2 separate regions of the Homo sapiens genome follow, and region 1 is linked to region 2. A link is an interaction called in ENCODE POLR2A ChIA-PET data of the cell type or tissue named here. Cell type or tissue: endothelial cell of umbilical vein. All regions are shown on one strand. Each heading gives the region's core, and the rest is flanking DNA. Links, peaks and the distances in the headings are about the cores only.

Region 1 (5,377 bases), core at 309-5,308, 99 kb before region 2:
GGGACTTCTAACTGCATGAATTAATCCACAAAGCGGCTATCTTTTGGGGTGGAGTAGAAAGGGTCTTGGATACCAGCACATTGGAGGGAGATAGCCTGACCTCTGTCCTTGCTCCTTCTCCCTGCAGCCTACGGGTCTGTTTTCTGTGTGTGCCCATTTCCTTGACAGCTTTATTCTTTGTGAAAGTGGTATAATTTATTGTTAAATATTTGAACAATAAAAAAGGTACAAAAAGTGAAGTACAAATTACCCAAATCTCTCCACCCTTATATAATCATTGTCAACCCTTTGATGAGTGATATTTCCCTATACCTATGTACCCAGATAGATATATGCATAGATAAAAGTGATGAAATATAAGTGCTGTTCTATCTGTATTTTTTCACCAAACAATATATGTTGTGAGCTTCTATGTCAATAAATATATATATCAGCATCTGCCTTAATGTGTCTGTGCTGTTAGGAAGAATTTTTAAAAAAGAAAATATAGTAAAAAACTGTAAAGGGGGGTTGTACTCTGAGGTGGGATTTTTAACCGCATTTTGCAAATGAAAAAAAATAAATGGGCTGAGATACTTCCCAAAGGTAAAAGGACAGAGCCCCCTTACCACAACTAACCTGTCCCTTCGCTCAGAGAGCCAAATTGTGACACCCACTTGTTGACAAAACACCAGTGCTTTCTTCTCTGATATACCCAGGAGACTGATGGGGGATGGGGGAGTCCGGTGCTGAGGTAATAGCCCAATATGGGGATTCCAGGGGCTCCATTTCTGTTCACTTTGGGGATGGGCAGTTCTTCATCTGGGCAGATTCCTTAGATTGTTGTTGCTGTTGCTGCCTCTGGACAACGTCCTGGTCACAACAAGGAATCTCTCCTGTGGGCTGACACCACCTTCTGCCCCCTCCCCAGTTAAGGAAAAGAGAGAGCAGCCACTCATGGGAGCTCAGCATTAGCAGGCTCAACTCCTGACGGCGCCAGAGCCTCCCCTATAAACTCTGAAGCTATGCGCTGGAGGCCACCGGCAGCCCACGGACTCCAAGTTAGCTTGGGAGACACGAAAAGCAATATATTTGCTGGAGCACGTGAAGGAACATGGGAATCGGAAAGCCAGGAAGCCCTGCACTCTATGTGAGCAGAGCCAAGGGCATCCATAGGAGAGGGAGAGAAAAGAGGGACCACCTCCTCATCTCATCCTGGAGGGCGATAGAAGAGGACTCGCGTGTGACCTCAGGCCCCAAAGGTCCCTATGTTTCTTGTAGGTGCCTAGGTCCCTATTTTTGCGAGCAGGACAAGGCTGGGGAATGGGGTGGAGGTGGTTGCACTTAAGGCAGAGGTCGAGTGTGAAATGAATATGCAGATTTGGGACCCTCAGGGAGTCTGCCCTGCCGGAAATAGGGGCTCCACGGAGCTGAGAGGATAGAGTATGAAGCAGTGAGTGCTGGTGTGTCGAGGAGAAGCACAGGGCTCGATGGGCGGGAGAGAGGAGAGAGTGCTGTGACCAGTCAATTCACAACTTCATTGACTGGGACAGGGAGCCTCGGAGATATCATAGACCCTAGGGTTTCAAACTCGTCTCTGGGCTGTGTTGTACCAGAAATGGCTCCGGTTGAAGGTCCCATGGAGGGGTATTGGGGTTCTGATTATGTTGGCAGTTGATGGTCCACTCCGTGGGGACAAAGGGGGTTCAGTCTGAGGCCCCAAGGAAGGAGTGGTAGCCAGGCACTACAAGAAGTGTTCCCTGGGCTGCCATGCCAAGAATCTGGCGTGAAGTGCTTCTCTTTCTAGAAACAGGCTCTCAGCTACTCCCTGGCTTATTGCCCCTGCTCCACTCATGACCCCACCATTTGACCTTATAACCACCAGCCCACTGCCCTCCTGGAGCCACGTACAGCTGCTGGTGGAGGGTGTGGAGCTCAGTCTCCTGGGCTCTGCCCAGTCTCCCTTCCCTCCTCCCCACAGCATTCAACATTTACCTTAAGCCTCAGCCTCCTTTACCCTCCTGGCCAAAAGGAGACTGGGAGGGCCCTTCTGCCTCTAACTCTTTTTATTTGAGACAGAGTCTTGCTCTGTCTCCCAGGCTGGAGTGCTGTGGCACGATATCGGCTCATCACAACCTCCACCTCCCAGGTTCAAGCGATTCTTCTGCCTCAGCCTCCCAACTAGCTGGTATTATAGGCAAACGCCATTGTGCCTGGCTAATTTTTGTAGTTTTAGTAGAGACGGGGTTTCACCGTGTTGGCCAGGCTGGTCTTGAACTCCTAACCTCAGGTGATCCACCCGCCTCAGCCTCCCAAAGAGTTGGGATTACAGGTGTGAGCCACCGTGCCAGGCCTCAGCTTCTGACCTTTTAGCTTAAGAAAAACTGGGTCAGGAGCAAAGACTCAAGAGGGCCACTCCTTGCATCCTTCTGGGGCATCTCTGGGCCCCTGGCAGCAATCTCAGTCTCTCCAGAGCCAAGAGGGACCACTTGTGCACCCCCAGACAGGTGGCAGCTCCACTCAGGCCCCCAAAGCCAAAGAGGCCCCCAACATTCTCCAGCTTGCATAGAGTTTAACCCTTAATTCCTCCCTAAATCTACTCCTGGGTGATATCTACCCTTCTCATCTAGTACAGATTCGAATATTGTTCCATTTCCTGTTCACGTTTTTTGGTTTTACTCTATAAACACTTGTTGAGTGATTTGTCCAAAGACACAGATTATGCTGCTATTTCTTTCTATTACCAGGGGGAGTAGAAAAATGAATAAATCCTATCCATACCACTACTTCCCTTTCACTGGAGTGAGCTTGGATGTTCAGTATAGACCACTGCTTTCACTGCTTTGAAAACCTATTTTGTGACTCATTCCCTTTCATCCTCGCCCCCTCCCCTTTTTTTTTAAACTCTGACACTGGCTTTTAGTTTATTCAAGAAATATGCATTCTTCCTAATTGGATACCTGGGCATTCAGATCAGATGAATAGAGTTACCTAAAAGGCTTTTAGAGAATTTTGTGTCGGATAGCCTTCATTTAAAGATATGGGCTTATTTTCTTCCTTTCTGCCTTCATTCTCATTGGTCGCTAAGAGATGAGAAATTGCTATTTCATCTTGTCAGAAGAAACCAGTCTCTGAGTGCCCTTTTACACAATCTCCCCGCTTCCTGGCATCTTGTCCCTCCGTTTCCATGACATCCCCCCTCACAGTTCCCGCTTCCTGACCTTTTGATGCCCACTTCTCGGTCTCCTTTGCTGAATCTTCTTCTTCTTCTTCCTGATCCTTCCATAATAATGATACAATAAACATCATTAAAATTTTTATTTTTTTTGAGACACAGTCTCGCTCTGTTGCCCACGCTGGAGTGCAGTGGTGCAATCACAGCTCACTGCAGCCTTGACCTTCCCGGCTCAAGCAATTCTCCCATCTCCCAAATAACTGGGACCACAGGTGCATGCTACCATGCCCGGCTAATTTTTTAATTTTCAGTAGAGACAGGGTTTTGCCATGTTTCCCAAGCTAGAAAATTGCTATTTTTAAGAGCTTATTGTGTGCCAAACATCCTGTATCAGGCTCTTTGAAGGCGTTGGTTCCTTGAATCCTCATCTTAACCCCATATGGTATTGCCATTTTTACATATTTTAGATGAGGAAATAAACTGGAACATTAAGCAGCTCACCTAGGGTCGGGCAGCTAGTTAGTGGTAGAGCCAAAGGTCACATTCCTGGGGACTGGCTCCAAAGCATATAATTCTTTTTTTTTCTTTTCTTTTTCTTTTTCTTTCTTTCTTTTTTTTTTTTTTTTTGAGATGGGGTCTCACTCTGTCGCTCAGGCTGGAGTGCAATGGTGCAATCTCGGCTCACTGCAAGCTCCGACTCCTGGGTTCACACCATTCTCCTGCCTCAGCCTCCCGAGCAGCTGGGACTACAGGCACCCGCCACCATGCCTGGCTAATTTTATTTTATTTATTTTATTTTTTGTATTTTTAGTAGAGACGAGTTTTCACCATGTTAGCCAGGATGGTCTCGATCTCCTGACCTCGTGATCCGTTCGCCTCAGCCTCCCAAAGTGCTGGGATTACAGGCGTGAGCCACCGCACCTGGCCCAAAGCCTATGCTTCTTACATGTCTCCCATGTTCACAGCACCCTATCATGTAGGTGTTATTATCTGCATGTGACACGAAACAAAATTGAGGTTTGTAAAAATTCAGGATAATAAGGCCTGCCTTTCCAGGTGTGCCCTTTATATGAGTGATTAACATAGGGTTGGTCCATTGTAGACTCCCACAGACTCTCAAGAAATGGCAGCTACTGGACATCTGCTGAAATGCATTACTCTGCTACTGAAGGAAGGGCAGGAAAAGTTAAATGCTGTCCATGCCATGCATACAGTGCTTATTCAGTGTTAATCTGATGATATGACAGTCTGGTTTCAGGAGCTACACTGAGCTTGGCCCCTGACAGGAGTCCTTTACAATTCAGGTGACCCTGAAATCCTGCCACTGCCAGAGTTCTCAGGGGCAGGATAAAAGGAGGCAGCGAGACTAGCTCTGGGTCTTGAGTTATCATCCTGGCAGGAAATATGTATGGATCCTTAGCTGCAGCAGCTCATTGCAGACCAGAGCTGACAACTTAGGTTGGCCTCACACACATTCTTCTTCCAGATATGTAACATGTTCATCATCTCCATTTTACAGACTAGGACATTGAGGCACACATAGTTATTGTCACTTGCCTAAGATTACACAGATAGTAAGGGTTGGGGCTGGAATTGAACTTCAGATCTGCCTCTCCCCAGAGCCAGAAGTCTTTACAGTTATACTATAAAGTCCTTCCTAATGGGTACAATATATCTGATCATTCTATCGGTTGCATCCTGGGAACCAATTTCTAATTGCCATACTCACGACCAAAAGCCTGCACAGTAACATAGCCTTGGTCTCATTTCTTTTATTAAACAAGACGGAAAAAAAAAGATCAGTTTAGGAAAGCTCCTTCTTAGAGCCTGTAACTATCTTCTCTTCATATTTATTTTTATATACAATTTCTGGGATAAGATACTAAAAATAACAAACTGTTGATGAGGATGTGGACAAGCAGTCTCTCTCCCACACTGCTGGTAGGACTGAGGATTGAGGCATTCTTGCTGGAAGGCTGACCAGGAAATGCATCAAAGGTTGAAATATAAAAATCCCTGGATCCAACAGCTGCTGAAATTGATGCTGAGAACATAGCTGGACAAGTGTAAAAAATTTTTATGAACAAAGATGTTTACCCTAGTTTATTTTGTGTAATAGTGGAAAACTGGAAACAAGTTAAAAGACCATAAGTAAAACTTGGGTGAATAAATTAGGCTTCATACTTGCAAGACAACGCTCTGCATTTCAAGCTCTCGGTGTGC
Region 2 (5,377 bases), core at 147-5,146:
TCTTGGCTCACTGCAACCTCTGGCTCCCAGATTCAAGCGATTCTTCTGTCTCAGACTCCTGAGTGGCTGAGATTACAGGCGCCTGCCACCAAGCCTGGCTAATTTTTGTACTTTTAATAGAGACAGGGTTTCACCATGTTGGCCAGGCTGGTCTCGAACTCCTGACCTCAAGTGATCTGCCCACCTCAGCCTCCCAAACTGCTGGGATTATAGGCGTGAACCACCGCGCCCAGCCTGCCTCTACCATTTTACATCCCTACCAAAAACATATGAAAGATCCTATTTCTTGACATCTTCATCAGCATTTGTTGTTATCAGTGTTTTCTTTTTCAGACATTTGAGTAGGTGCATAACAGCATTTCGTTGTGATTTTGATTGGCATATCCCTAATGGCTAGTGATATTGAACATCTTTTCATGTATATATCTGCCACCAGTATATTGTCTTTGGTGACATGTCTGTTCAAGTCTTCTTTTACCCATTTAAAAACTGGGTGGTTGGTTTATTACAGATGAGTTTTGGGAGTTCTTTATATATTCTGGATATATATTCTTTGTTAGAGATGTGATTTGCAAATATGTTCTCCCTGACTGTAGCTTGTTTTTTGTTTGTTTGTTTGTTTGTTTGTTTTGAGACAGGGCCTCACTCTGTTGCCCAGGCTGCAGTGCAGTGGTGTGATCATGGCTAACTGTAGCCACAATCTCCCTGGCTCAAGTGATCCTCCCACCTCAGCCCCCTGAATAGCCGGGACTACAGGTGCATGCCAGCATGCCCAGATAATTTTTTTTTTGAGACAAGGTCTCATCTTGTCACCCAGGATTGAGTGCAGTGGCACAACCTTGGCTTCCTGTAGCCTTGACCTTCTGGGCTCATGCGATCCTCCCACCTTAGCCACCAAGTAGCTGGGACTACGGGTGCACGCCACCATGCCTGGCTAATTTTTGTATTTTTTGTAGAGACGGGGTTTCGCCATGTTGCCCAGGCTGGTCTCAAACTCCTGAGCTCAAGCGATCGGCCCGCCTTGGCCTTCCAAAGTGCTAGGAATACAGCCATGAGCCACCACGCCTAGCCCCAGAGCTTGTCTTTTTATCATCTTAACAGATGTCTTTCATAGAGCAGAAGTTCTGTGAGCTTTTCATCAATATGTTTAGGTTTTTTCCTTCTATGCATTGTGCTTTTGGTGTCATGTCTATGTTCCCTTCACCTAACTCCAAATCATGGTGATTTTCTTTCTACTGTGTTTTCTTCTTCTTCTTCTTTTTTTAAGACGGAGTCTCACTCTTTTGCCCAGGCTGGTGTGCAGTGGCATGATCTCAGCTCACTGCAACCTCTGCCTCCCAGGCTCAAACGATTTTCCTGCCTCAGCCTCCCCAGTAGTTGGGATTACAGGCGTGCACCACCACACCCGGCTAATTTTTGTATTTTTAGTAGAGTCGGGGTTTCACCATGTTGGCCAGGCTGGTCTCGAACTCCTGACCTCAGGTGATCCACCCGCCTTAGCCTCCCAACCAAATTGCTGAGATTACAGGCGTGAGCCACCGTGCCCGGCCTTTTCTTTTTTCTTTGTCTTTCTTCTTCTTCTTCTTCTTCTTCTTCTTCTTCTTTTTTTTTTTTTTTTTTTTTTTTTTTTTTTTTTTTTTTTAGACAGTGTCTTGCTTTGTTGCCAGGCTGGAGTGCAGTGGTGCAATCTTAGCTCACTGCAACCTCCGCCTCCCTGGTTCAAGCGATTCTCCTGCCTTAGCCTCCCGAGTAGCTGGGACTACAGGCGTGCACGACCACGCCCAGCTAATTTTTGTATTTTTAGTAGAGACGGGGCGTTTCACCATGTTGGCCAGGATGGTCTCCATCTCTTGACCTCGTGATCTGCCCACTTTGGCCTCCCAAAGTGCTGGGATTACAAGCATGAGCCACTGCACCCGGCTTTTTTTTTTTTTTTTTTTTTTTTTTTTGAGACAGAGTCTCATTCTGTCGCCCAGGCTGGAGTGCAGCAGCACTATCTCAGCTTACTGCAACCTCTACCTCCCAGTTTCAAGTGATTCTCCTGTCTCAGCCTCCTGAGTAGCTGGGATTAGAGGCATGCACCATGACACTCTGCTAATTTCTATATTTTTAGTAGAGACAGGGTTTCACCATTTTGCCCAGGCTGGTCTCAAACTCCTGAACTCAAATGATCGGCTCACCACAGTCTCCCAAAGTGCTGGGATTACAGGTGTGAGCCACCATGCCCAGCCTCCTGTGTTCTCTTCTAAAAGCTTTATAATTTTACATTTAAATCAAAGATCAAATTTGAGTTAATTTTTGTATAAAGTATGAGGCTTAGGTATAGGTTTATTGTTTATTTCTGCCTATGGATGTGCAAATTTTCCAGCACCATTTGTTAAAAAGAAAATTCCCGTGTTTCTGGGGTCCCATGACCACCCCAGGTTTAGTGATTCACTAGAAGGAGTCACAAGAGTCAATATAGCAGGTTTTACTCACTGCTAAAGTTTATTAAGGAAAGGAAACAGAGCAAAAACAACAGGAAAAATGCATGCATTGGACAGAGTCCAGAGAGGTCAGGCATAGACTTCCCCATCTGAAGCCACACAGGATGTGCTTTCTCTCTTGCAGTGAACTACAGGACCATGTGAGGAATAACTCTGCCCAGAGAAATCTGTTCAAACCTCAGGGTCTGCGGCTTTTATGTGTAGAGGAACAGCTCTGTCATGGCAACCTGACAACAGAGACCACACAGACAAAGACTTGACCTGCAGTTTATCTGAATCTTGGCAGAACTCCTTGTGATCTTCTCGGTATACAAGAGGATAAGAGGTCCCTTTTGTTTTGATGTCATCCTTTTTGGTGTGTGAAACAAGGACCACAGGGAGCTGGCACCTTTGGCTACACTTCTTTTCACTCCCCAGGTAAGTAATAAACTGTCTGAATCTTAAAAGCACTCATAGTGTCTTTTTTATTGGCGAAGTCTGTCAGGCCTTAGCCTTTTCTCACACTTCACCAAATTACTTTTGCATCTTCGTCAAAAGTCAGTTGGACATATTTGTGTGGGTCAGTTCTTTCTAACAGCTTTACTGAAGTATGACTGGCATACAATAAACTGCACATATTTTAAGTGTACAATCTCACTTTGACCCTCAAAGGGTCTCACTTTGTTACCCAGGCTGGTGTGCAGTGGCACAAACATGGCTTACTGCAGCCTCGACCTACTGGGCTTAAATGATCCTCCCACCTCAGCCTCCCAAGTAGCTGGGACTTACAGGCATTCACACCATGGCTGACTAATTTTTTAAAAAAAATTTAGTACAGACGAGATCTTACTGTGTTGCCCAGGCTGGTCTCAAACTCCTGAATTCAAGCAATCCTCCCGTGTTGGCCTCCCAAAGTGCTAGGATTACAGGCGTGAGCCACCTCGCCTGGCCTAGTTTGTGTTTTTTAAGAATTTATGTTTTGCCTGGGCACAGTGGCTCACGCCTGTAATCCCAGCACTTTGGGAGGCCAAGGCGGATGACTCAAGGAGTTCAAGATCAGCCTGGCCAACGTGGTGAAAACCTGTCTCTACTAAAAACACAAAAAATAGCCAGACGTGGTGGCACACACCTGTAGTCCCAGCTACCTTGGTGAGGTGGAAGAATCCTTTGAACCCCGGAGACGGAGGTTGCAGTGAGCCAAGATCACACCATTTCACTCCAGCCTGGGCAACAGAGCGAGACCCTAACTCAAAAAAAAAAAGAACCCCCCCCAAAAAAGAATTTATACGTTTTGATTCATTGATTGATTGAATCATACATCAATTTTTTTCTGACTTCTTTCACTCAGAAGAATTATTTTCAGATTCACCTATGTTAGTTTTTTTTGTTGTTGCTGGTTTTTTTTTTTTTTTTTGAGACAAGGTCTTGCTACTGCCCAGGCTGGAATGCAGTAGTACCATCTCGGCTCACTGCAACCTCTGCCTTTCTGGGCTCAAGTGATTCTCCTGCCTCAGCCTCCTGAGTAGCTGGGACTACAGGCGTGCACCACCACACCCAGCTAATTTTTGTATTTTTAGTAGAGACGGGGGTTTACCATGTTGGCCAGGATGGTCTCGATCTCTTGACCTCATGATCTGCCCACCTCGGTCTTCCAAAGTGCTGGGATTACAGGCATGAGCCACTGCGCCCGGCCACACCTATGTTATTATATATATCAATAGTCCTTTTCTTTTTTTGCTAAGTAGTATTTTGCTGTATGGCTATACCACAATTTGTTTATCCATTTACCTGTTGATGCACATTTGGGCTCTTTCCAGTTTGTAACTATTGCAAATAAAGCTTCTACGACCATTTGTATATAAAACTGAAGTGCAATGGTGCGATCCACAGGATGGAGTGCTGTGGTGTGATCTCAGCTCACTGCAATCTCCGCCTCCTGGGTTCAAGCGATTTTCCCACCTCAGCCTCCTGAGTAGCTGGGACTACAGGTGTGTGCCATCACGCCCGACTAATGTTTGTATTTTTAGTAGAGATGGGTTTTGACCATGTGGGTCAGGCTGGTCTTGAACTCCTGACCTCAAGCAATCCACTTGCCTCCGTCTCCCAAAGTGCTGGGATTACAGGTGTAAGCCACCACGCCCGAACTAAGTGGTATTTTAAAATTTCAATTTCAATTGTCAATTACTAATATATATAAATGAAATTTTAAAAAAACATTAATGATGTAGCCTGCAACCTTGCTAAACTCACTTTCAGTTCTAGAACTTTTTTTAGATTGTAACTGGTTTTCTGCATATGAGCAATTATCTCCAAGTAAAGAGAATACTTCTTCCTTTATCATTTGTGAGCTTTTATTGCATTTTATTTTCTAATTTCTCTGTCCAGACCCTCCAGTACAATGTTTGCTATGGTCTGGATGCATCCCCCAAAATTCATGTGTTGGAAACTTGATCCCTAGTTGCAGCAGTGTTGGGAAGTGGGGCCTTTTGGGAGATGTTTAGGTTTTGAGGGCTCTGCCCTCTAAATGGATTAATGCCATTATAAAAAAAGGACTTGTGGGAGTGGGTTTGCTCTCTTCTACCACATGAGGACACAGCGTTCCTCTCCTCCAGAGGATGCAGTGTTTGAGGCATCATCTTGGCAGCAGAGAGGTCAGGCTCTAACCTGCTGGTGACTTGATCTTGGACTTCACAGCCTTCAGAATTATCAGTAATTAATTTCTGTTCTTTGTAAATTACCCAGTCTCAGGTATTCTGTTATAACGGCACAAAACAGACTAAGGCAATGCTGAATATAAGAGGTGAGAACAAACATCCCTGACTTGTTACTGATTTTATAAGGAAGGCACCCAGTCTTTCACCATTAAGTTTGTTAGGTATAGGATTTTCATAGATGTGCTTTAATAGGTTGAG

Evidence for each region. ChIA-PET counts read pairs that join two places held together with the same protein. Peaks named below come from ENCODE experiments on the same cell type or tissue, not always from the same donor. Only the 100,000 strongest peaks of a DNase experiment are listed, where the experiment ranks them.
Region 1: POLR2A ChIA-PET joins it to region 2 with 5 read pairs; 2 of 35 experiments call an interaction of 5 or more read pairs at or near these places.

The regions. Positions count from the first base shown.
Region 1 is chrX:118,826,533-118,831,909 of GRCh38, forward strand. ZCCHC12 (zinc finger CCHC-type containing 12) reads left to right here. Exons shown (of 4, transcript NM_173798.4): 4 at 1-436. Among named protein-coding and RNA genes, the nearest start is that of ZCCHC12, 5.4 kb to the left of the region's middle. In endothelial cell of umbilical vein, for the core only: no CTCF peak of the experiment used is centred there; no DNase peak of the experiment used is centred there; H3K27me3 peaks cover 197 bases.
Region 2 is chrX:118,925,698-118,931,074 of GRCh38, forward strand. No RefSeq gene overlaps it. Among named protein-coding and RNA genes, the nearest start is that of LONRF3, 46 kb to the right of the region's middle. In endothelial cell of umbilical vein, for the core only: no CTCF peak of the experiment used is centred there; a DNase peak (open chromatin) is centred at 2,554.